Linked DNA regions of Homo sapiens: region 2 is linked to region 1. The links are chromatin loops, found by intact Hi-C in ENCODE. Cell type or tissue: mammary epithelial cell. All regions are shown on one strand. Each heading gives the region's core, and the rest is flanking DNA. Links, peaks and the distances in the headings are about the cores only.

The links. Hi-C counts contacts between places; a loop is a spot of excess contacts. Peaks named below come from ENCODE experiments on the same cell type or tissue, not always from the same donor. Only the 100,000 strongest peaks of a DNase experiment are listed, where the experiment ranks them.
Region 2: a loop joins it to region 1, with 30 times the contacts of the local background. A loop is called at or near these places in 3 of 110 quality-filtered maps.

Annotation. Positions count from the first base shown.
Region 1 is chr11:76,149,797-76,156,327 of GRCh38, forward strand. No RefSeq gene overlaps it. Among named protein-coding and RNA genes, the nearest start is that of WNT11, 53 kb to the right of the region's middle. RefSeq lists enhancers at 2,161-3,041, 2,693-2,782, 3,683-3,742. In mammary epithelial cell, for the core only: a CTCF peak has its summit at 2,549 (motif pointing left); DNase peaks (open chromatin) are centred at 2,535 and 3,935; H3K4me3 peaks cover 322 bases.
Region 2 is chr11:75,544,772-75,551,302 of GRCh38, forward strand. No RefSeq gene overlaps it. Among named protein-coding and RNA genes, the nearest start is that of SERPINH1, 14 kb to the right of the region's middle. In mammary epithelial cell, for the core only: a CTCF peak has its summit at 2,964 (motif pointing right); no DNase peak of the experiment used is centred there.

The DNA of each region.
Region 1 (6,531 bases), core at 452-5,451:
GGCCCAAGGAGCTTCCCCCAAGGCTGAGCGTGGAAGACTGTGGGACTAGACACAGGACAGAAACCATGGAGATGGGGAAGGGTCAACAGGGCCAAAGACCCAGGAGCCATGGGAGGTGAGGGCAGGCACAGCCTGAAGCCCTTGGTGACCTCCATGGGAGCTGTTTCAGGGTTGGGGAGCAGCAAGGAAGCAAGGGGCAGTGGGCGTGCACAGTGGGGAAGTAGAGACAGTGAGTGTAGACAACTCTTGCGAGTTTAGCTATAAAGTGCTGGAGAAAAATATGGGTGGGAGTTGGAGGGGACTGTGAGACCGAAGGAAGATTTCCTGTAAATGCGAGTGGGATGGAGCCAGTAGCAGGGAGAAGGCAAAGGTTCAGGAAGAAGACGGGACAATGAAAGGAGCAAGGCCCCAGAGAAAATTTGGGGTGACAGGGGAGAAGGGGGAGCCCCAGGGCATGGTGAGGACAGCAAGGAAGGGTGGCCGGGCAGGAGTGGGCTGAGCTGTCCATCTGCATGGGTGGGAGGCTGCAGGCGAATTTCCCGCCTGGCCCCTGAAGAGGGACAGCCTGGGATGGGGGCCTGACTGGAGTGACTATTCCAGGGTACAGGCCAGGGCAGAAGGGGCACCATGAAGGTGGCTTGGAGCTTCTTGGGCCTTTTGAAGGAGATTCCTGAGGTTTATGGGAAGGGGTGGTTTGCTGCCCCTGAGTTCAGCATGCCTGGATTATAATCACCTCCTCCCCAGGCGCTCTTCAGCTACTCTTGTGCCCTCTAGCCCACTCTCCACATGGCAAGCACCTGACCTGTCCTAAACACAGCTCTCACCCTATGAGAACTGTTACATAAAAGAAAGCAACATTTACTTACCTTTGCTATATGCATTGTACACACTAGTTAACTGGATAGTTGGTGAAGGGAAGTTTCTCTTATATAAATATTCCAAGTAAAAAGATTCAGAAGGGATCATAGAATTAGGCTGTCAGCTCTTCGCAACTCCTAAATAATGAGCACGTCTAAGACAATGCTCATCAATGGCACAGAAAGGCAGGCAACCAGACACCTGATGCCTCCTGATGGAAAAGCACACACCTTTGAAATAGCCTTGGCATAAGTTTGACCCTGAATATAATGAAGCATCTATCCGTGCTGTCCAAAGACAGCAGACACCAGCCACATGGAGTTCTGAAGTCATTGAACAGTGGCTAATCCACATTGAGATGTGCTATGAACACAATCCACACTGAACTGCAGAGACTTTGTACAAAAAAGAATGTAAATTCTTTTGTATTAATTTTTATATTGATGACGTTAGAATGATAATATTTTGAATATATTGAGTTAAGTAAGATACAATTAATTTCATCCATTTCTTTTTGCTTTTTAAAATGTTACTACCTGAAAATCTAAAATTACATATGTGACTTGCACTTGTGGCTCACATGATTTACTATTGGGTGGTACTGCTCTGGATCTAACTACCAGTTTATGGGAAATTCAAAGGGCAGATGAGCCTTTAACACCAGGAAAATGCAATCAGAAAAATCCAGACGGTTGGAAACCCCGCAGGACGAGCCACCTGGTTTCTCCAATAAATATATTGAAAGAAAAAATACATAGAAGAAGGGAAAACCTATTAACAAGAGACTCAAGAGACATATAAATCAATCCCATTATGAACCGTGCTTGGTTCCTGTAAACTAAACAAACTGAAAAAAAGAAATTAAGGGACAATCAAAATGGAAGCACTGACTAAATATGATATGAAGGACTTGTTATTTGTTTAGGTGTGATAATAGCATTGTGGTTTTGGTTTTTTAAGTCTTTGTTGCTTAGATGCATAGAGAAATATTTACAGATGAGATGCATCTGTCTGGGATTGGGGATAGGGTGTGAATGGGGTGTGGAGGAAACAAGATTGGCTATGGATGATGGATGACAGGTGACTGGAGTCCGCTGTGCCTTGTGGCACACACCCTGCCCTCCAGCCAGGTGGATGCACTTGCCATTCCCAGAACGCCCTGCTCCTGCAGCCCTGGGGCCTTTGCCGCCATGATGTCTCTGCCTAGAATCTTCCCCCCTAACCCACAGCAAACCTCTGTCCACCTGTATGCCAGAGCTCAGCTACCCTCTTCTCCTCTTTGAAGTCCTCTCTGACGTCTTCCCCACTCTCCACCCACCCACTCTCCCTCCTTTGTGTTCCCCCACTACCTGTGTGTGCTTCCAGCACAGCCCTTCCTACATGTCCCTACGTGTATGTTTCCCTATCTGTCACCTTCAGTAGCCCATGAGCTCCCACGGGGCAGGCGCGGGATTTTAAGGCACAGCTTGTGCTCAGGAAAACTGGATAGATTCGTCTTGGTGTGTTGAGTGTCCATTTTACAGAGGAAGCAGTTGGGACCCGGAGAAGTTAGTCTTGGCTAAGTTCACAGAGCTAAAAAGTGACAGAGCTAGGACTTGAAATCAGGACCTTTGAGTCACGTCTCTGCCTGACCTCAGCCCTGCGGGCCCCGTTCCCGCCATTCCTTCCTGCCTCTCACGTTGACTGGGCTCCCCCTGTCGGTCGGCACTGGCTGAACAGCCATGGAGTGGCGCTTTGGGGAAACCACGGGCGACCAGGAAAGATCTCAGGCAAGCCTCGGGTAAGTGAGCTGTAAACTGAGACCTGAACCCAGACACAGCCCATGCCAGGCCGAGCGAAGAGCCTGTGCAGGGGCTTGGAGTAGAGAAGAGCACGGCTCCTGTGAAGGATTCAGAGGCTGGAGCTGGGCGATGGGCCACCGCGCGGAGGAGGCGCGGGCGGTGGTCCGAGTTCCTCAAGGGATCTACAGACGGCGCCCCTCCTACCCAGGGTGTTTCCTGATGATTGTATTTTGTATTTCAGCGTTGATGATTTTTTTTTTCACTACTTCACCCCCTCCCAAACGCCCAAAACTGCCTGGTGATTTTTTTTTTTTTTTTCAAAGTGCATCCTGACCCCTCTGGCTGCCTCCATAGACTCAGCTTTAGTCCCGGCCCATCCTGCTGGCACAAGGAAGCCACCGCATGTGATGGGGTGTAATTTACAGCCACAACCCTAATGTGCAGAAATATCACTTTATTTCCCCGTAACTGTCCTCACCCGAACCTGTTTTGGCCGCTGGCAGCAAAACGCTTATCTGACCACTTCAAGGCAACTCATTCATCTCTAGTTAAAGATTATCCCCTAGGGGGTAAATGCTCAAATTCCCCAAATTTCCTGACCTCACCCCTTCTGGCCCCAGGGACCAGGCTTCAGGCAAGTGTCTCCTGACCTGCCCGTGGTGTGGCTCATCTGGGTGTCAGGGGCCGGCCCCACTGCAGAGGCCCTTCCTTGGTTCTCACCCTGGGACCCTGTGCCCCAGGGCAAGGCCCACTCGGCTCCCTTGGGGCTCAGCCACCTAGCCCACTTTCCCTCACTGCTGAGATCAGGCCACCTGCATGGACTTCTCTACTCTGCTGGTTGGCTGTCCTGCACCCTGAGGAACACGGAGGACTTCTATGAAGGCTTGCCTGGCTCTTCCTGGCAGGCCTTGGGCAGTCAGGTCCCTGTTTCCCATTTAGAACCCAGAAGGGGACAGGGACCGGAGAGGAAGTGCTTCTCTCCAGCTCCACGAATCTTTTGACTTTGGGCTTCCTGCCTTCCAAATAGCCCCCACTGCAGCTGTTCACACCTTCACTTCCTCTTTCAAAGGTGAGAAGACTCCTACATCATCACCAGCGTGTATTTTTCTCTCCTCTATGGCTTTTGTTTGTTTGCTTGTTTTGATGGTTGTACATTCAAAGTCCTCCAGGCTCTGTCTGGTCAGAAGTCACACATCCTCTCCTTGCTCAACAAAGCCTGGCCTTGTGGGGAAAGCTTGGCTTTCCAGACAGGCAGCATTTCAACTCCCTTTATCGTTCTGGGCTGTATCCACTCTGCCCTGGAGGCAGTAAATGGGGGAATTGGTGAAGGAGTCAAAGGAATGACTAACACCCCAGCCTCGGCTGCTGCTCTCACTGCCACAGAGCAGGGACAGAGCAGGCGACTGGACGCACGAAGCATTCCTGCTGAGTGAAGTCCCAGGGATGTTGGGGCCTGCAGCCCAGACAAAGGAGCCCTAGAGATTCGGAGGGAGAGAAATAAGTTGTCATTGACCTGTAGTGTGGGCATGTTAAAGGCTGAGGAACTGGCAGTGTGGCATGTGGCAGGATTGCCAGGGTCACAGGATAGACAGTGATTTAGTTTCAGCAAAATATCATCCACCACGTTAATATTGCTAATATGAATTTAATTGGCTTAGTAGTTTTGTGTGGTTTTAATTTGTAAACTTGTTTTGGTTTAATGGTTGTGGGAGAGCTATAGACCTTAGTTTATATTTAGTTTTTAGTTTGTAAAATGTTCTCGAGAGTGAAAATGGAAGAATGGAACAGTCTATAATAATTCTTCCTTGCAATTCATCATCCGTCCTCCACACCACCCGGAAAAAACAGGACCCAGGAGGACATGGAAACAGTCTTTATTTCAGGGTTGTGCCATAGCTGCCCACCCTATGAGAGGAGGTGGGAAGCCCTGGGAGGGCTGGCTTCACCCGTCCCCAACCTGGGTCTTCCTTCTAGATCCTTGGGTGCCCTTTGTGGCTAGGCCCTCTCCTCTAGACTCTCTGGCCCCTGAACTATTTCCCCTGATGCCTTTAACCCCTGGGTTTCCCTCCCTCTTTGAGTTCAACCTTTTCTTTTCTTTTCTTCAGCCCCTGGAGGGTCCAGGCTGTGGAAGGGGCTGTGGCTCCTGTTGGCAGCGCATCCACCAGACAGACTCTGACCATTTGCAGCGCCAAGTGGGGTCCCTCCTGGCCTCACTGTGCCCAAAGTGTTTCTGTCTCTCACTCCACCACGGCTGCATTCCCAAATGCCCCCTCTGACTTCTGGGTTCAGTGTGTGCCAGGCTTCAGGAAAGAGGGGGAGAAGGAAAAGATCCCACCTTGGCACAGACTTCTTTAGGCGATATTACAAAGAAAAATCAGGTTTCAACCTTAGGGGGTCTCTACAGGAATTTTTAACCTTGAAATAATCCCTACATTATTTATTGTATGGTGTTGTAGGCCTCACTAGGGAATTTTTACTTGATCTTCAGTGCAATGGGAAACTTTGGAAGGGCTGTCAGCATGGAGAGTGACATGCTCTAGCATAGGTTTTCTTTTCTTTTTTTTTTTTTGAGACGGAGTGTTGCTTCGTCGCCCAGGCTGGAGTGCAGTGGCACCATCTCAGCTCACTGCAACCTCCGCCTCCCAGGTTCAAGTGATTCTCCTGCCTCAGCCTCCCCAGTAGCTGGGATTACAGGGCACGTGCCACCACACCCAGCTAATTTTTGTATTTTTAGTAGAGACGGGGTTTCACCATGTTGGCCAGACTGGTCTCAAACTCCTGACTTCAAGTGATCCACTTGCCTCAACCTCCAAAAGTGTTGGAATTGCAGGTGTGAGCCACCGCCTGTGGCCAGCCTAGGTTTTCAAAAGAGTGCAGTGGGAGAAACTTCCTGTAATGGCAGTGGTATGACGTGGCTGCATGAATTGTCCTGCAGATAGCAATTATGGAATCTAGACAAAGTATTAAAAAAAAAAAAAAGTATGTAAAGCCCCTGGAAAGTGTCTTAGAAAGACAAAAGCCGGAAAAAAAGTTTACTCTTGAAAAATGGCAAAGAGAAGAGGTAAGAATCATGGCAGCACTCTCACACCCCCGAGGCTGGAGCAGGTGGTAGAGAGTAGAGTTCAGAACTGTAAGGGCAGCTGGAGCATCAAAGGGGACATCCTGGCAGTGAGATAACTGCAGGAGGCCTCAGGCCCGAAACCCGAGCACAGATTCTGTCCAAATATTCCAATGCTAGAGGGCCTGGTGAAAAAAAACAGGCAGGAACTGGAGATAAGTTACCCTCGAAAGACAGAGCAGCTCTGGACTGGGTAAAATATGTGAGTGTCCTGCTTTTTGAACAGTGAGTGAATTTCCCAACCTGTATACAGCGCAGCCAGCAGAAAGTGAAAAGTCTTACTGCCTTGAGGTATCAGAGAACAGAGTCCAAGCCTGGTAGAGCAGCTGAAAATTTAGGGGAAAATCCACAGAAGCAAGGGAACCATCGAAAAGTGAGCACCAAAATCTGAATGTAAACTTCCCAATCCTTGGATGACTGCCCAGTGATAGCTGCAGGGGACCCCTGGGAGCCACACTGAGAAAAGCCATGAGTGGGAGCTGTGGGAGCGGAGCAGAGGTTTCTGCTGCTCGGCACTGTGGAGGAGACAGAATGTGCGGCTGAAACAGGCAAACGACCCCCCAGCAGAATAAATACAGCAATCATCAGAGGAGCACGAAAAAAACCCAGTTTCCAAGCTGCACCAAAACAGGAAAATGTGACTTACACTCAGGAAAACAAAAAAGGCAAACAACAGCAACTGACTCAGTGGCATGCATGTTGGCATGTTGGATTTAGCAAAGACTTCGGAAACAGTGGCTTTTTTTTTTTTTTTTTTGAGTTGGAGTCTTACTC
Region 2 (6,531 bases), core at 982-5,981, 600 kb before region 1:
CCAAGCACCTCACATCCTCCATGGGGAGTTAGACCATCTTGCAGCACAAGCAGAGGGTGCCCTCCCAGGCCTGCCCCACCAAGCCCACCCAACACCCACCCATGTTAAAGCCTTTTTTTGGAGAAAATTGTTATTTTGCTCTGAGCTTCCCTCCCTTCTTTAAACCAAGTGCGGAGGGCTTCAAGACGTTGGGGGACATGGGAACCTGAATTGTCCTCACATATCACAGAGTCTAAAGGCAGTGTGTGGTGGTGGAATGGGGAGAGCCAGGGCCACCCTGGGAATGGCTCATGCTGCCAGGCTAGGCAAAGGATATCTGATTTTTCCAGTGGACCGGATGAGGGCCTGTGGAGGGAGCTGGAGGCGGGTGGGGTGAGGACCTCCCAACAGAGGGTACTGCTGGAACTGATGTCTGAGGGGAGAGGTTGCAAACCAGAGGGGGCATTGTTCCTTTGGGTGGGGGTGGCAGGGGTGGGGGGGATCTAGATGAGAGGTCCCCAGGGGAGGAGGTTCACTGAAAAACCTCCTGGAGAATCCTGTGAGTTAGAGTAGAATTTGGACATCTACCATGTCTCAGAGGGTCCCCAGGCCAGGTTACAACTGTATCAGGCAAGGAGGGCCTGATCTGCTCTCTCTCCCACTCTATAGACAGATGGTCATGGAGATGCTGGGTGAGGTGGCTCACACCTGTAATCCCAGCATTTTGGGAGGCCAAGGCGGGTGGATCACCTGAGGTCAGGAGTTCGAGACCAGCCTGGTCAACATGGTGAAAACCTGTCTCTACTAAAAATACAAAAAATTAGCTGGGTGTGGTGGTGGGCACCTGTAATCCCAGCTTCTCAGGAGGCTGAGGCAGGAGAATCACTTGAACCCAGGAGTCGGAGGCTGCAGTGAGCTGAGATCGCGCCACTGCACTGAGGGAGACCAGAGGCAGTCGCTGCCCTCTCTGAGTCTCTAGTTTCTGAGGCAAGCCCACCCCCAGAGAAGAGTCTTATTCTACATTGGATGAGATTTTGCAGTTTTAATATTACTTTTTGGTTTTATTACTTTGAACTATACTTTAAAAAAATTAATGATGGACAATTTCAAACATACCCAAAATTAGAGAGATGAGTCTAATGACCCCATCACGTACCCATCATTCAGCCTCAGCAATAGTGGGTCATACCAATCCTGTTTCCTCTGTGCCCCAACCTACTTCTCCCAGTGTAATTTGGAATCAAATCTTCGAGAAAGAAAAGAATGACTTCCTCCTTGCTTCTGAAAAATTAAAAATAAGAAGAGCCACTGCCCTCCACTGTTTGATTAGAACACTAAGGTTAGGGCATAAACCCGAGATTAAAGCTGGCAGGATCCATGGAACCATCCCAAGGACGGTGGGGTTGGTATATGTGTCCTTCACCATCCAGCTCCCACCACTCTGAACAGTGCTCGGCACATAGTAAGTGCTCAACAGATCATTCTGGTGCTTCTCCTCCACTTGCTCCTCTGTAGCCTTCCCAGGCAGCGGCTTTTCCTCTGTCAGGCATGAGCTGGGGCGGATACTCAGCTCTTCATCCGAGGCTGCAGGCTGGTTCTGCCCACAGCAATCCCATCCCAGGCTTGGCCAAGAGGAGAATTACTTTGCAGAATACAAGACATAATGAGGAAAAGCATCTACTTCAGTGCTCTGTAATGGTAGCCACTGGTTATCATAAAAGCAGTGGTGGCCAGGCGTGGTGGCTCACGCCTGTAATCCTAGCACTTTGGGAGGCCGAGGCGGGTGGATCACTTGAGGTCAGGAGTTCGAGACCACCCTGGGCAACTGGTGAAACCCTGTCTCTATTAAAAATACAAAAATTAGCCGGGTGTTGTGGAACACACCTGTAATCCCAGCTACTTGGGAGGCTAAGGCAGGATAATTGGTTGAATCCAGGAGTTGGAGGTTGCAGTGAGCTGTGATTGCACCACTGTACTCCTGCCTGGGTGACAGAGGGAGACTGTCTCAAAAAAAAAATTAAAAAAATAAATAAAAGTGGGAAGGAGACATCCAGAGAAAAGTTTGGGGGCAGGAGGGTGGCATATGGGCAGACATTTTCGGAACTTCACCGTCCTGTGTGGAAGGTGGCATAGAAGGGGTGAGAACAGAGGCAGCAAGATAGTGAGGAGACAGGAGCCACAATCGGAGAAGGATGAAGGTTTGACCCACCTGGGAAGGGAACCCCCAGCACGTGGCAGAGGGAGGAGCTGAGAATCCTTAGAGGCACATCTCTAAGGTGCCAGAGGTCCCACTCCGCCTGCCTTTGAGCTCCGGATCCTGAATGCCCCCAGGGAGGCTTTGTAAAGATCCTTCCTAGGACTGGCTACATTTTGCAGGACCCATTGCCAAATGAAAATGCAGGGCTCCTAGTAAAAAAGATTACTAAGAATTTCAAGATGGCGACAGCAGAGTACTGAAATAAGAACAGGGTTCTTTGCACAGGGCTGCTGATACAGAAAGAGAACATAGGACATCCAGTTAAAGTTGAATTTCACATAAACAATGAATTTTTTATTTTTATTTTTTAGTTTGTCTGTCTTGTGCAATACTTGCAATAACATGTTTCTGTTGATCTGAAATTCAAATTTAACTGGGAATCCTGTATTGTACCTGGCAACTCCACCAGGTGGGTCCTGTTTCCTCCCTTAACTGGAGCTCCTGGGAGTGGTTCAGGCTTAGGGTTCTTCCAGGATAATGGTTTTCAAACTTCAGCCTGCATCAGAAACATCTGGAGGGCTTGGTAAAATCCAGATTGCTTCCCCCCAGCCAGAGTTTCTGATTCATGCCTAGAGTACAGCCCAAGAATTTTCATTTCTGACAGGTACCAAGGTGATGCTGATACAATTGGTCCTGGGACCACACTCTGAGAACCACTGCTGGGGTACATCACCCTAGGAAGCCCCTCAAAGAGATAGAAAATCATAGTGACCCAAAACGGACACCAGAGGGCAGAAGCGCCCACTGGTCAGGCTATAGGACCTGCCCACTGGCCTGGGGCTGGGCTTACACCTTTGCTGAACATTTGTTCTGTGCCTGACCACGTCCAGGGCCCTGGAGCAGACAAAGAAAGACGTGGGTCAGCATTAGTCTCTGCCCTGAGGGGCTCAGGGTGTGGAAAGGGAGACAGATGTACGAAGTGAGAATTACAATTGGTGCTGAGATGGGGGAAGCACAGGCTGTGGGAGCCCAGGGGAGGCTGGGGGTGGTCAGGGCCCGCTTCCTGTAGGAGCCTGAACAGAGGGTAGGAGCCATCCATACCGGGAGAAGGGGAGGAGGGGCTTTCTGGGCATAAGAATACACAAGTACAAGGGCGCACACTGGACAGTGCCAGGGACTGCTTGAGGAGGAGTGCAGAGGTAGAGGACAGAATCGGTGGGCGGGTAGCCTGGTGAGGCTGGGGCTTGGCAGATCCTGAGGGTCTCAGGGAGCCCCAGGAGGGTTTTAACTAGATGGTGTGTTAGAATGAAGAGTGTCTGGGAAGAGATACCAGAGGCAGGGAGGCCTAGTGAGCAGGAGGGTGCAGTGGTCAAGGGAGGAGGTGACCAGGGGATGCAAGGGTGGCCCAGTCTCTCTCATCTGTTCCTTCATTCCTCCATTCATTGCACGTGTGTATGGAGCAACTTCTCTGAGCCAGGCCCTGGGTTGGGTGCTGGCTGCCGGCTGCTGGGACTTGGCATTGATGAAGACAGTTCCTGGCTTATGTGGAGAGCTCACATTTTAACTGAGAAGACCACCATCCAACAGCCAACCTCACAGTGAGCCAGCTAGTTACAGTTGTGGTCCCTGAGGGATGGGTACCAGAGATATCAAGGGAGCCACATGGCAGGGTCTGGGCAGAGTTGGGGTTAGGGTGGGGGTAGGAGGCATCTCTCAAGAGAGACCCTGACCTGGGCATCCTGACCTAGCGAACAGATGCCTCATTCAGCCCTACCCTGGTGCCTCCGTGCCGCAGCCCAGAGCTAACAATATGGCCATTGACAGCTCCTGCCACTGCCTGAGGTCTAGCTTTGCTGCCCCCATCCATCCTTAGCCACACAATCCTGGCCTTCAGTGGGGAAGAAAGAGCAGGATTATACTCAGGTACTAGGGACTGGGCCCACCCCTCCACCAGAGTCAGCCTGGCCCCAGCCCAGGTGAGTGCCCAGCCAGGCACCTTCCTCAAATGTCCAGTGCTCTTGCTCTAAGCATGTGAAGAGTCCGGCAGCTAGAAGCAGAAGGATGCAGGAGATGACCTGAAATGCCAAGGGGATGCCGTAGACTCGCAGGGCTCCTGGACGCACACTGTAGAACATTTGTCCATAGAGATGGGATTGGCCTCACGAATGACATAGATGCAAATCAAGCTAACTGGAGCATTACTTCTAGAAGGCTGACCTTCTTGCTATTCCTAGAGCATGCCTAGTTCATTCTAACTGTGGGGCCTTTGCCCATGCAGCTCCCTCTGCTTGGGATCCCCTCCTCCCACCATAAAGGTCTCCCTCCTCCTTTGGTCGGAGGAAGAATGGCTCCCCAAAGACATCCATGTCCGAATTCCTGGAACCTGTGAGTGCATTACCTTGCATGGGACAAGGGACTTTGCACATGAGATTAAATTACAGATCTTGAGATAGGGAGACTTTACTGGTGGCCCAGTGTCATCAGGGAGGTCCATCTCAAGAGGGAGGCAGAGGGGTCAGAGTCAGAGAAACAGATGTGATGAGGGAAGGAGAAAGCAGAGAGAGAGGGAGATTGGCGCTGCCACACTGCTGGCTTTGAAGGTAGAGGCAGGGGCCACAAGTCAAGGAATGCGGGTGGCTTCTAGAAGCTGGAAAGAGCAAGGAAGCAGATTCATCCCCAGAGTCTTTAGAAGGAGTTGCTAGCCCATTTAAGTCTTCTGACCTCAAAACCATAAAAGAATAAATTTATATCATTTGAAGCCACTAAGTGTGTGGTACTAGATACAGCAGCCACCGGAAATGATTACAGCTTCTTATTCAGATTTCAGGCTGCCTGGTGTAAAGTAGTCTTACCCACAACACCTGTTTTCATTTCTTGCTAGCCCTCATTATTACTGGAAATGATCACATTTCTTTCTTAGTTTATTGCGTGTCTCCACTCGCCAGCACACCAGGCTCCTGGAGGGCAAAGATCTGGTTTTGCCCACTTTTTTATCCCAGTACCTAGAACAGTGCCTAGTAAATTGTGGGTTCTCAATAAATCTTTGCTACGTGAGACTGGGAACGGTAGCTCACGCCTATAATTCCAGCACTTTGGGAGGCTGAGGCAGGCAGATCACCTGAGGTCAGGAGTTCGAGACCATCCAGGCCAACATGGTGAAACCCTGTCTCTACTAAAAATACAAAAATTAGCCGGGCGTGGTGGTGCATACCTGGAATCCCAGCTACTTGGGAGGCTGAGGCAGGAGAATCGCTTGAACCCGGGAGCCAGAGGTTGCAGTGAGCCAAGATCCCAACCGCTGCACTCCAGAGTGAGACTGTGTCTCAACAACAACAAATCTTTGCTGGGCACGGTGGCTCACGCCTGTAATCCCAGCACTTTGGGAGGCTGAGGCGGATGGATCACGAGGTCAGGAGTTCAAGACCAGCCTGGCCAAGATGGTGAAACCCCATCTCTACTAAAAATACAAAAATTAGCTGGGTGTGGTGGTCAGCGCTTGTAATCCCAGCTACTCGGAAGGCTGAGAATTGCTTGAATCTGGGAGGCAGAGGTTGCAGTGAGCCGAGATCATGCCACTGCACTCCAGCCTGGGCGACAGAGCGAGACTCTATCTCAAAAAAAAACTTTGTTGCATGAAAGGAAGAATGAAGAAGTAAAGGACTTCCTCTGACTCTCTCTTATGTGCACTGAGGGCAGGGAAGGGGGGTGCCTTGGCTGGTGGAGGGAGGCCTCAGAACCATGAGAATGGAGTGAGGCCTGGAGGGCTGCAGAGATCTGTGGGAACTGCAGAATTTGGGCACATGCTGTCCAGTTTACAGGCCACTTCCAACCCAGGGTCTTTTTGTTGTTGTTGTTCCTCGGAACTACCTGGAAGAGGAAGACAGGCTTGAAAGGAACCATGGCTCTCACTTTGCAGGTGGGCATCTAGGTTCTGGATGGTGGTTTGAGGGTTAGGGAGACACTGCCTCTCCAGCAAGGGTCAGTGGGACCTGAGAGGGGCCTGAAGGCCCTGCCTGCTCCCCAGAGCCTTCCCGGCACCTCATGTGCCAGTTCTCCTTGGCACTTGGGCTGCCAGCCTTTGCCCCTGCTCTTCCCCCTGCCAGGGTGTCTTTCCTCTCCTTGCCTTCTTCCAGGGCTGGGACTAGGGTGAGACAAGTGAAAACTAAAAGGAGCACCAGAAATCTCAGTAATCAGGATTAATCATATTTTCATGTAATTATTGTTATTATTATTATTTTTGAGATGGAGTCTCACTTTGTCGCCCAGGCTAGAGTACAGTGGCGTGATCTTGGCTCACTGCAAGCTCCGCCTCCTGGGTTCATGCCATTCTCCTGCCTCAGCCTCCCCAGTAGCTG